Linked DNA regions of Homo sapiens: region 1 is linked to region 2. Evidence: chromatin contacts called from ENCODE Hi-C or POLR2A ChIA-PET data. All regions are on one chromosome and are shown on one strand. The core of a region is the stretch at or near the end of the contact, and the rest is flanking DNA. Distances in the headings are between cores, read along the strand shown.

What was found. A loop is a pair of places that touch in the nucleus more often than their neighbours do. ChIA-PET counts read pairs that join two places held with the same protein, here RNA polymerase II (POLR2A). Pooled maps may share reads with other maps.
Region 1: a loop to region 2 is called in a map of naive thymus-derived CD4-positive, alpha-beta T cell, with 7 times the contacts of the local background. The contact joins the enhancer-like site here to the promoter of S100A11 in region 2. A Hi-C loop is called at or near these places in 4 of 168 maps with a recorded cell type or tissue (B cell, heart left ventricle, naive thymus-derived CD4-positive, alpha-beta T cell and 1 more), 21 of 37 single-sample maps with no recorded cell type and 13 of 50 pooled maps. POLR2A ChIA-PET finds 5 or more read pairs at or near these places in 9 of 52 experiments (CD4-positive, alpha-beta T cell, CD4-positive, alpha-beta memory T cell, MCF 10A and 6 more).

The regions. Positions count from the first base shown.
Region 1 is chr1:152,456,822-152,463,445 of GRCh38, forward strand. No RefSeq gene overlaps it. Among named protein-coding and RNA genes, the nearest start is that of CRNN, 46 kb to the left of the region's middle. RefSeq lists enhancers at 1,697-1,766, 3,685-3,744. Within about 2 kb of position 3,175, at least 12 of the 41 ENCODE cell types and tissues checked have a DNase peak (open chromatin) inside an H3K27ac peak, as active enhancers do; they include B cell, CD4-positive, alpha-beta T cell and sigmoid colon, where a contact is called at or near this core.
Region 2 is chr1:152,031,975-152,038,317 of GRCh38, forward strand. S100A11 (S100 calcium binding protein A11) reads right to left here and starts at 5,030. Exons shown (of 3, transcript NM_005620.2): 1 at 4,939-5,030; 2 at 1,674-1,826; 3 at 532-849. The coding sequence starts at 4,941. The coding sequence ends at 688. RefSeq lists an enhancer at 3,099-3,393 and a silencer at 4,239-4,533.

The DNA of each region.
Region 1 (6,624 bases), core at 1,925-4,424, 420 kb after region 2:
AAATTGGATGAACATGCAATCTCCCCACTAAGACAGGCATTTGCCTTTGTCTGGGTGAGGCTGACCATTGTCTTTTGTGTTTAGCAGTTCCTTATAATCCCTCCATAACCAGCCTGGGTCTCTCTCCACTTCCAGAAGCCTTGACAGACTGTTTTAGAACTGGAGAGATGAGGAGTGGGGGTGAGATGCTAAGAACACACAGGAGAGGGTATGGCAGGAAGGAGGACAAAAGGGCAGGAGTTCCTAGGGCCAAGTCCCACCACTCTTCACCCCCAGCCTGACCACCTCCCTCCCCTCCGGGGCACACATCTCTCTGCTCCTCTTTACAGAGCCTCTTTATTTAACATGTCATGTGGTTCTGGTATCACAGTCACTACTCTTGTTGTGTGGAAGGGCAGAATCTCAGGGGCCCAGGACAGAATAGAAGACTGTTGGTGAGGCAGGACTTAGTCCCTTAGGGAGTTACCAGGCCAGCCCTGCCCCATGCTGTGGCAATCACAGGAGTGTGTGATACAGAGTGCTTGGAGAATAGGACCAGACCACACTTGACAAAATGGTGCCTATGGGGGTGCAACAATAACATGGCATTTTAGGAAGAGGTGGACAGGACAATGAGTTGCTTTGGGGGCTTTGGTCTTGTACACCATGCCTAGGTTCTGAGAGGGCAACTGTACCTTGCAGAATGACTGCCATCTGCCAGGCACAGTGCTAGGCTTTTTACAACCATTACGCCAGTCATTCCTTATGTCAACCTTATGTGGTGTGCATTGTCCTTTTACATTTCACATCTGAAGACAATTAGACTCAAAGGGTTTCAGATAGTTACTCGATGGGACTGGCACTCCAGAGTCTGCGAGGGCAGAGAAGTTTGCTGGGAGACTGAGAGAGTGCTCATGGGATATTGTGGTATGGGAGGAGCTGGAGCCCTATGTTCTTGGCTGGACAAAGCCCTGTTGTGCTCATTTTGGAGATGGCAGGTGGGACCAATCCCATCACAGCAGCTGCCTCAGCAGGGAGATGCCCTGCAAGGGTGAGGTGTGGCCTAGGCAAGGTGTAGGAACTGGAAACTGAGGTAGGGCTGGAGGGGGGGAATATAACAAGAGTGAAAACAGTGCTTGAGGGCAAAAATGTGATGGGGAAAGTAAAAAAAAAGACCTGGAGTCTACACTGAAATTGAGTGGGGGTGAAGAAGTGAAATATTATTTTGGACCATATGAAATTGTTGTTTTGTAGGTAAAATGGTGGATTATGAACAATTTTATGTGTTCAACCTAATGTAAGCTTACTGTGGGTAAGCACCAAATATTAAGTATAGCCCATGGAATGCAGGGTGGTCTAAAGGTGAGTGGCACTGGATCTCAGCATTTGGAATGCCTACCTGTCCCCATATGTATCATCAGAAGGCACCTGTTAAAATATACACGTTACCTAGAAGTAGCAAATATTACCTAGCAACATCCTGGCACAACTGGCTTTATTAAACCAAGTTGTCACTTACTATGACAACAGCTATATAAAGTGACTGAAAAGAAAATTGGAATTTTGATTGAAAGATCATTTTGACTAGGTAGAGCCTGAGATAGGGGAGCTGCTTGGCAGACTGTGAGCAGCACTTGGCACAAGGTGGGGGGGTTTTGATAGAAGGCATTGAGAGAGAGGAAGCCGAGGTCTGGACCCAAAAGACTTGCTGACTGGCTGTGCCCATAAGCTTCCCTGCGCTGACTGCTGTCAGCCAACAATTAGGATTTCCGTGGTGCTCTGGCTCCCTCTTCAGGGAAACTCCTGAAATGCATCGCCATGTCTCAAGAAGATGGAGCTCCAGCGAAGTTTCAGAGATGGAAGACGGAACGGTAAGGGAACTAGTATTTCTCAAATTCACACTGTGTGTAGGCAGTCTGCTGAAAAGTGGCCACTAATATTGCCATGTATAGAAGTGTAAACTCAGATAATTTACGTGATTTGTCCAAGGTCATAACTCAATGGTGGTAGAGCTGGGATTCAACTTCAGGTTAGCCTGACTCCAAAAGACAAAGGTTGACCGTGGGCATCTCCAGGGAAGGGAGCAACTTCTATTGATTTTTGAATCCAGAGCAACTTCCATTGATTTCTGAAGCTCCAGAGTATAGTTGGGTGCAACAAATGTGAATCCCCAAAGACACAGGGCCCCGCTTAAGACCCCACACGTGGTTTTCCTCCCAGAGTCAAAACCCAGCAAGTTTGTGCCCCTCTAACAGCAGTATGAATCTTGGGCCCCAAGGCTGTGTCTGGGGCAGCCCTTCATCTCTAACTTCTGAGTATTCTTGGCAACCACCTGGAACACAGTTTTCCATGGTGCAGTGCTTCCTCCTCCACCTGCCCTTTCACATAAGGGATCGCCTTTGACCTTAACACCTGCTCTCTCTGTTTGACAGATGATATTTGATTTTTGAAGATGGAAGAGCATCTATCCATGCATCCATTCATTCATAAAACTGATAAGTATTTGTTGAGTGTCTACGATGTCCAGTCAGTGTTATTGACTCTAGAGATACAGCAGTAAACAGAATAGATAAAAGCTGGGATATGTGGGTGGGAGTAGTAGGCAGTAAACAATAACCCTAATAAATATGTAAATTATACAACATGTTAGAAGGCGGTAACCACTATAGAAATAGAGCTGAATAAGGAATGAGAGTGCAAGTGGCAAGGATAAAGGGTAAGTTGTAATTTAAATGGACTGGTCAGCTCTGCTTTATTAAGAAGCTTACTTTTGAAAGAAATATAGGGAGGGAGCCAAGCAGATATCTTGGGTAAGAAGATTCCAGGTAGAGGGAAAAGCCAATGCAAATGTCCTAAGGTGAAATCATTCCTGATCTACACAAGATACAGCAAAGAGGCCAGTGTGGCTGGAAGGGAGTGAGAGAGGAGAGTAATGGGGTTGAGCTACCTCTACTGACTGAGTATATATTATATGCTGGGCACCACTAGGCACTTAAACATGCTGATCATGTCAACTCCTCTGGGAGTGTGTTATGGACCAATTTAGAAGTTGAGAAATAGTGGTTTGGTGAGAGTGGGTAACTCACACATGGCCACAGAGCCAGCAAAGCAGATGTTCTGGCTCCAGAGCCCCGTTCTCTCCTCTGCACCCCATTGCCTTCATTCGGCCGAGTGGCCCTGCCTGCAGCAGCTGCCATGCTCTGAGCTGGCCTCCTGGTGTCAGTGAGCCCCAGCTCAGTGGCCGAGGAGGGCCCCAGGAGTCACAGGCTCTCACTGATCCCCACCACACCGAGGCTGCTTCCTTGTACCCCTGGTTTTAGGTCCAGCGTCCTCACCACTCTGAAATCAATTACTATTTTTACTTCTCTTTTTTTTTTTGGCATTAAGTAGACTTTTGGTTTTTAAATTATCTGAAAGTAAAAGCACAGAAGTGACATTCTTCTTGAAAGTGAAAGCAAGTGTGGAACATTTTTAACCATGCTGTTTCCTATCTGTTCTAGTTTCTGTAGGTAGTGGGTTCAGAGTAGCTCAGAGTATAAGGTGTGGGATGTGTGTGGGGGTGAGGGTTGGCCCAGGTGGACATCAGCATTTGACTCCTTCCTGGTTGCTGTAATTTGGGAGGGACTAACCAGGCTGCTAGATGTGCAGAAGGGTGGGCGCCACCTGCTGGTTGTGTGCATAAACCGCCTTTTCACCCAGTCAATCTTCATTCTTCTTTACTTGGAAATGGCAAATGAAGCCTTTCTATACGTGACTCTAGCAAATTAATTATTTCAGTCTTCCCGAAACACTTTATGTATATAATACCTCATGGTAGCATCATGCAAATGTCCCTTTGCCTTTGCTTGTGCTGGTATACCTTACGAAAAACAATCTGTACATCCAAGATGTCCCCCAACATCACCTACTTCAAAAATCACCTACTTCCAAGATCCATCCCTTACACTCTCCAAACTCCCCAGTCCTCAGAGACCCTAAGACACCTTGAACTACATCTAATCACCATGTGGCTAATGTGTTTGTCTTCTCCCAGAGGGGGACAGAGAATTAGCATTAAATTATGGCAGATCCCAGAAGATGTGCACAGGTCCTAGGACACAGCAAGGTGTTCAATAACTGTTGAAAGAAAGAATGCAGGCAACATATAACAATAAATAGGAAACAGACTGCATTTCGGTTTGTGGAGATGTGTGACATCTAAATAGAAGAAGAATGTCCTCCTTTGGTGATAGAGTTCCAAAGAGTTATTGCACTTATAAACTTTTTATACTAAGTATTGATGCTGGCAACTCAAAAACATCCCTTTTTAAGATTTTTAGGGGCCAAAATTCATACGGACACTCCCAGATGTTAAGGTTTTGACTTCTAAAAAGAGACGAACTGCCTGTATTTTAGGTTTATTTTATTTATTATTATTATTATTTTTTGAGACGGAGTCTCGCTCTGTCGCCCAGGCTGGAGTGCAGTGGCGCTATCTCGGCTCACTGCAAGCTCCGCCTCCCAGGTTCACGCCATTCTCCTGCCTCAGCCTCCCAAGTAGCTGGGACTACAGGCTCCCGCCACTACGCCCGGCTAATATTTTTGTATTTTTAGTAGAGACGGGGTTTCACCGTGTTAGCCAGGATGGTCTCAATCTCCTGACCTCGTAATCCGCCCGTCTCGGCCTCCCAAAGTGCTGGGATTACAGGCGTGAGCCACCACGCCCAGTTCATTTTAGGTTTTACTAACTCACTCTTATCCTTTAATCTGGCCACACAGATACCTTACCAGGTCTTAAGTCACTGTTAAAAAAAATTTTTCCCCAAACGTATCACATATTACCAGGATTGTCTGACTACATGTGTGCCTCCCACAAAGGGCTTAGCCTCTGTGTTGGGAAATGGAGATGTGCTAGAAAGCCAGGCTCGAGCATTGTCTATGGCCATCAGTGCTGTGCTAAATAAGGACTTGTGGAAAGGCGCCCTCTCGTGGGGAATCAGCGAATTAAAAATAAAAGAAGTTACACAACTGTAGCCATAGATACAGATAGATATGACACAAAATCTTCCTATTGCTTCCCTACACGCTCTCTTTTCAATGTCTTTCAAGAACTAAAAGTTTTTAATTTTAAGGATTTCAATTTATCAGTTTTTTCTTTTATAAAATATAAAATAATTTTTCTTTTATAAAATAGTACTTTTTATGTCCTGTTTAGGAAATCTTTGTCTACCCAGTATATTTTCTTCTGTTTTAATTTAGAAGCTGGATTATTTTAACCCTCACATTTAGGTCTATGATCCATTTCTTACAAATATTTTTGTATGGATTGAGGTAGGGGTCAAGGTTCATTTATTTCCCCACATGGATATTCAAATGACCCAGAATCATTTCCTACCATTTTTTTTTCCCCTACTACATTGCAGTGGAGTTTTGTCATAACTTAGTTGGCCGTATATGTATGGGAACGTTTTTGACTTCTTATTTTGTTCTATTGTTCTACTTTCAAACTAATACCGCAGTCGTAGTTACTGCAATGTTATAACAAATTTTGATATCGGGCGGTATAAATCTCGCAAATTTATCCCTTTTTAAAATATTGGCTGGCTGGGCTATTCTCTTTGCTCCTTCCTTCCTTCCTTTTTTTTTTTTTTTTTTTTTGAGTTTCACTCTTGTTGCCCAGGCTGGAGTTCAATGGCGCGATCTTGGCTCACTGCAACCTCCGCCTGCCAGGTTCAAGCGATTCTCCTGCCTCAGTTTACCAAGTAGCTGGGATTACAGGCATGCGCCACCACGCCTGGCTAATTTTGTATATATTTATTAATTTTTTTTAGGCGGAGTCCCACTCTGTCGCCCACGCTGGAGTGCAGTGGCGCGATCTCCGCTCACTGCTACTTCTGCCTCTCGGGTTCAAGCGATTCTCCTGCCTCAGCCTCCTGATTAGCTGGCATTACAGGCGCGCTCCATCACGCCCGGCCCTAATTTTGTATTTTTAGTAGAGACAGGGTTTCACCATGTTGGTCAGGCTGGTCTCGAACTCCTGACCTCGTGACCGCCCGCCTCGACCTCCCAAAGCGCTGGGATTAAAGGCGCGAGCCATCGCGCCCGGCCCTAATTTTGTATTTTTAGTAGAGAAGGGGTTTCACCATGTTGGTCAGGCTGGCCGGTCTCGAACACCTGACCTCGGGTGATCCACCAAAGTGCTGGCAGAGCCAACACGCCCGACCAATTCTTTGCATTTTCATACACGTTTTAGAATTTGCCTGTCAATTTTATTTAAAAAACCCTGCTGGGATGAGAATTTCTTTAACTCTATACAAAAAAGTGAAGATAATTGACATGTTACAATATCAAATTTCTAACTCATAAATATTGAATATTTTTTCATTTATTTAGGACTTCTTTCATTTCTCTCAGTACTATTTTATAGTTTTCAGCCTAGAGAAGTTGCACATTTTCTAACAGATTTATTTCTGTTTGTTTGATGTTTGTGGGTGCTATAATAAATGATATCTTAAAATTTTTATTTCTTATTTGATGGTTGCTAATAAATCAAAATACAATTGATTTATTGTAAATTGACTTTTATCTATCATCCTTGTTAAGTTTAGTTATAATTTTAGTTGTTTTGTACATTATTTTTGATTTTACACGAACACAATCATGTCA
Region 2 (6,343 bases), core at 3,780-6,279:
TCCACAAACATCCTAGATCCTTCTTATCTTTGGAGGACCTCTGCCCTTCCCATTTCTTCTCTTGAAATGCCCTCTTCTTCTTTTCAAATGTTTGCTCTTTCTAGTTCTTCATATCTCAGCACAAATGTCATGTCCTCAGAATAGTGCCCTCTTAGTCCCCATGAATCTGTAACATAATTGTAATCTGTCCTTCCTAGGATTTATCATACTCTGATAGTCCTTTGTTTATTTAGTCATTGTTCTCTCCCCCAACGAGAAGTTATACTCAGTGAAGGCATGACCTTGTCTGTCTTGCTGGTTGTATTCTCAGGATCTATGACAGTGCCAACGGGTAGCAGTGAGTAAACAATAACAATAAGTGACAACTCTCCATCAGTCAATAATTTAGAGATGAATCTGGTTGTACTATTAGTCATGATTATGTGTACACCCAAGATGCATTTTTTCTTATTTACTATGCAGCTTCTATCAATCTAATTTATATTCCTCCCACTTTCCACCCTCCCATGCACAAATTCACCAACTCTCTAGTTCATGTTTTAAAAAAGTGACATTGCTTTATTACTATTGGCAGGTGGGGCCTGCATGAGGTGGTTAGTGTGCTCAGGGGATGGGTGGGCTGTGGAGATGATGACAGAAAGGCTGGAAGGAAAGGGGGTGGGTTTGAAGGCCAGGGCCAAGGGGTCCTCAGGTCCGCTTCTGGGAAGGGACAGCCTTGAGGAAGGAGTCATGGCAAGCCATAGCTAGGCCACCAATCAGATTAAGAAATTCTGAGAAATCTAGCTGACCATCACTGTTGGTGTCCAGTTTCTTCATCATGCGGTCAAGGACACCAGGGTCCTTCTGGTTCTGCAGAGAAAATAATAATTACACCTTTATATCGCATCTTCTAATGTGCTTTCAAATATGCTGCCACATTTTATTCTCACAGGAGTATAAGGTACAGGATAGGGATTATTAATATTCCCATTTGCCAGATGCAGAAACAGACTAAAAGAGGTGAAGTGACCTGCCTAAGGGGCAGACCTGGGCCTTGAACCAAAGGTTTTCCCACTCCTAGTCCAGGGCTCTTTCTATGATATTAGGGGCTATTCAGTTTTGTAAAGCCAGTGGAACACTTCTTTCAAGTGTTGCATGCAACTCCAATAGATAAACTATATAAAAGTACAGCGGGTTCAGGTGGAAAAAGGCCACAGGCCCTGCCTAATCAGTCTCATCCTCCACTTGCCCAAGCTGCCAACACAGATACAGACTTAGAGCCACTGGTTACAAATGGCTATTTACATTTACATTTACATTAACTAATTTAGAAAGTCAGTCTGTTAGTCACACTAGCCACATTTCAAGCACTCAGCAGACACATGTGGCTGGTGGCTACCATGTTGGATAGAGCAGATATAGAATGTATTTCCACCACTGCAGAAAGTTCTACTGGACAGGGCTGCCATAGAACCTCTGGGGTAGAATAATGAAATTTGAAAATAATTCCATTACGTCATATACCATTTCATATATCTCTCTTCCTAAATGGAAAAACTCCTGGCTTAGAGTGAGTTAAAATGAAGCAAGAGTGTGGGGTGTCAGTTGCTGCTCCTTCATTCCTGGCCATTCTGCCAGGGTCTTGTTTCATGTTGTGGGTAGTTTGGGGAAGTGGGGGAGACAGGGACCAGTACCTTTGTGAAGGCAGCTAGTTCTGTATTCATGAAGCTTAGGAACTCTGTCTTGGAGAGAGTGTAGTTATAACCATCCTTTCCAGCATACTTCTGGAAGACAGCAATCAGGGACTCGATGCACCGCTCAGTCTCTGTAGGGCTGGAGATTTTTGCCTTTGGAGAAAAAAAATTGCAGGGCTCAGACAAGGGAAGATGTCAAGGCTGGATACTGGAGAAAACTCCAGGGACTCTTATTTCAGGTCAAAGCAGTTTCCTAAAAGACTGAGTCATTTTTTCAAGGGGCTGAGGGGTTCAAGACAACCACAAAAAGTCACACTCTGTGACCTTCCGTCCTACCCCTCGCCACATGTTTATTCCAGGTGAAATATATGGAAGGTAAATGTGGAGCATTGCTGGCACGTTTAAAAGCAGTAGACTGCCTAGATGAGAGTGACGGTGACAAGGTTTACTCATATTTTTAAAATGTGTGGATAAATACATGTGTAACTCTATATCCACAAATCCATATGCACACCAAACATTGTCTATAGGTTAATAATTTCTTATTTTCCAAGAGTGTATGGAGGCTTTTGTGATTAATGAAATGTCAGTTCTTTTTAAAGCAATACCGAATTCCTGGGACTCACACATTTCCTTAGAGAAAACTAAAAGCATAGCTATCATTGTGTATGCAGTGGGAGATAGAACTTTTTAGATGTTTGAAAATGGCTTTCATATTTAAGAGTTAGGAACCATTAATCTTAGATGTGAGGAAACGGACAGGAGAAGGGAATGGATATGGCAGAGCCAGCCCTGGAATCTGGGCCTCCCAGTCCCTTTCTGCAGTCCTTAGCCTTGCAGGCTTCCACTTCCTGGTGGGAAATAGTGACAGAGAAGGTGGAGCTTCTCTGGAGGTCACTCCAAACCAGGAAGCTCTCAGGTTGCTGCTTACACAGCATCTACAATGTAAGAGATTTAAATCCTGTACTGGGCTCTTTCCTCACAGCAGAATTTTTCAAGGAAATTCTATAGGGCCCAGTCATCCGGTTCCCCAAGGGGACTTAGGGTCCCAAAAGTGAGGAGCTGTTGGCCTCCCTCTGGTGGGTAGAAGCCGCAATTACAGACTTTCTGGGAAACCGGCCTGGCCACACCCTTCCTCTGAGACTTTACCTACTAGCGTTAACAATGATTTATGTTTGGATGGTGACATTTGCAACTTAGCATTTAGCCTTTCGTTTGTTCTTAGGATGGACTTCCTGGAGGCCAGAGCTAGAGGCTTTCTCACTCCGTAATTAACACGTGCTAAGAACTGATCTGAGCCCTTAGCTACACAGCTGCAGATTGATTCCTCCTTCCTGTACAGCCTTTATGCTGCAGAGATCCTAGCTGAGTCTTGCCTCCCATTGCATCTTACAGCGTTAGAACCCCTGAACCCTAAGAGAGGTGGACTTTTTCCCAAGAATCACATTGTTGGAGGATGATTGTTTTTGTTTTGCTCTAAATTGAACTTTTCATTAAGAAAAGTGTTGGTAGGTTCAGGGGCCTTTAGGGGAGAAACAAAATACCACAGCCTAGAAACAGATGTGTTTGTTCTGTTACAACATGCCCTTCATATCAGGCCTAAAATCTCCCTGTCTTACTAAGGTATCAGATGACAGGAAGGAGACTGGCTGGGAGGCCACACCAGGCTGAGGAGCATGGGCTTTGTCACCTTTCTCTGGAACTACAGATTCTCCCCCTGCCCCTTTTCCTTCCAGAATGCAGACAGTTTTGCTTTTCCAGTTTCACAGTGCCTTTCTGCTTCACATTTTTCTCTCCTTAACATCAGTCTTGGTGTAATTTAGAGATTATTTTCTTTTGAAAACTGTTGCTGTTGCTATCAGCCACAAGGAGAAAATTAAAACCTCTTTGCATTTCCTCCCAGAGGTAATTCTCCAAAGTGAAAGAAAGAGACACAATTATCAAATTACTAAAATGGAACGGCATAATTTGTAGAGCTCCAGGGCACTTTGGAGATGGGTCCTGAGGACGCCCAGAAACCGGAAAGCTCTGCCCAGGGTGGCGCAGTGGCTGAAGGAGAGGAGAACCGGCGCTCTCCACACCTCATGGCACTCTTGGAGTCTTACTTGGTGGGGATGGCGATAGCAAGGAGCAAACATTATGATAAACGGATACTGTGAAATAATTTTTAAAAATGCATGCTAAGCGCTCAACATTTGAGGAAAGAAAAAAATACGATGAAAAAGACGTAGCAATTTTAAAAACCTCAACTATTGTCTTCTCATTCTTAACCAACACCCTCCGGAGCTTTCTGTCCCTGCTGTAGCAGGACTGCAACCCCAGACAGTATGGAAGGGAATGGGCGTGGCTCTGTTCCAATACTTCATTTATGGACGCTGAAGTTTGATTTCCACATAATTTTCACATGTCAGAAAGTATTTTTCTTCTTTTGATTTCTTTCAATCATTTACAAATGTAAACTTTATTCTTAGCTTGTGGGCAGAACAGAAAACCCGACTTGGCCCGCGGGCCAGTTTGCTGACTCTCCACTAAGGAGAGGTAAAGAAAGAGATTTTGGAGGTGGAATTATGGAAAATATGAGTTCAACTGGGAGATGAAAGGAGATAAGAAGAGAAAAATAAGTTACGGAGTGAGTGCCTAAATAGATGGTGGGGTAAAAGGAAGAGGAAGGAGGAGAGGGCTCAGCTGGGACCGGGTTCCTCCCACATTCTTGGCCGCGGCGCTGCGGGCGGCGACGGGCTAAAGTTTCAGTCCCGTTGGGTCTTGGCCGTCTGCCGGGTGCTTACTGAAACTTTGATTTTCCCTGGGGCTAGACGACCAAGTTCTAAAATGTCCCTTTTCTGGTGTACAGAAATAACTAGTGACCCCTCGCAGCTTTCCAGCCCCCTGCCTTAAACTTGCTCCTAGGCGTCTCTGGGCTCCCGGGAGACCGCGGGCGAGGGGCTGGAGGCAGTGACCCACGACGGGTCCCCCCCCCGCGCGGTGAGCGGCCAGCACTTCCTCTTCCCCAGCCCTGGGCCTTGTCGTGACTGGGAAGGCTAAAGAACCTCCGCTGCTACCCTAGGCGGCCACCCCAAGGATGATTTTAGGGCTTCATCCTTCCATCCCTTCTTCCCCAGTTCCCTCCCACGAGGCTGATTTTTCCTGCTGTTTCCTGCCACGTCCACACATAAGTCAAAGATAAAGTCTGCTGGGAAGTATGTGGGTTTTTTTTCTTTTCTTTTTCTTTTCATGTAAGAAGAAGAAGAAGAAAAGTGAGGCTTACCATGTTGGAGCTGAGCGAGGCGCGGGAGGCTGTGGCTGGGAGCGGCGCTGAGAGCTCTGTGCGCGCGGCGTGCGGGTCTGGAGCCTCTCCTCAACCCACGCCCTTCCCGGCCCAGCCTTGCCCAAGCCTTACTCAGACAGCTTCCGCGCCTGCCCCGCCCCTCCCCGCCTCCCGGGCTGGGCCTGGGACCGCGGCCGGCGCTAACCACAGAACTGAGCTTTAAGACTCAAATAAACCCACCGTCCTCTCCAGCGATTTAAGCAGTCTCACTCTCCCTCCTTTCCCTCTTTTCCCTCCTCTTTCCCCCCGGCCCCCTCCACCCCGTCCTGTGATTCCTGAAGATTTTTGACTTTTTAGAATTATAAGTTTTGCACAGTAGTCTTCGGGAAGTCTGTCCATGTCCGTGGGTCTTTCCCATGTATGAGCTCATTCTGGGCATTTAGGTTAGATAGGCAAAAAAGGTCTCTTTTGGAAACAGCAGTGGGCCGGGCGCGGTGGCTCAGGCCTGTAATCCCAGCACTTTGGGAGGCCGAGGCGGGTAGATCACATGAGGTCAGGAGTTTGAGATCAGCCTGACTAACATGGTGAAACCCCTGTCTCTACTAAAAATACAAAATTAGCCTGGCGTGGTGGCACACGCCTGTAATACCAACTACTTGGGAGGCTGAGGCAGAAATATCGATTGAACCCGGGAGGTGGAGTTTGCAGCGAGCTGAGATCGCGCCGTTGCACTCCAGCCGCCTGGGCAACAAGAGCGGAACAATGTCTCAAAAAACAAACAAAAACAGGCCGGGCGCAGCGGCTCACTCCTGTAATCCCAGCACTTTGGGAGGCCGAGGCGGGTGGATCACGAGGTCAGGAGATCGGGACCATCCTGGCTAACGCGGCAAAACCCCGTCTCTACTAAAAATACAAAAAATTAGCCGGACGTGGTGGCGGGCGCCTGTAGTTCCAGCTACTCGGGAGGCTGAGGCAGGAGAATGGCGTGAACCCCGGAGGCAGAGCTTGCAGTGAGCCGAGATCGCGCCACTGCACTCTAGCCTGGGCGACAGAGCAAGACTCCATCTCAAAAACAAACAAACAAAAAACAAAACCAAGAGTGTTAGTTAGGACAGAGTGCGGGTCAGAATTGTAGACAAGTTCCTAGGAGTTGGGGCTCTCTATTGCTCCACAGGGAAGATATTTAACAGTAAACAGTGGTGAGTATTGCCAAATCAATTGCCACGGGATTACTGGGGATTATTGTCAAGGGACAATTGCCACCCCTCTCTCTCAAACTTTTCTGTAAACTGAGGACAGCCACAAAGACAAAATCCGAAAACCAAACTACTGCACTTAAAAATTGATCCGTGCTAGTAAGGCATTTATCTGTGTGCAGTTTGCAATGAAATTAGGAGTTGTATTA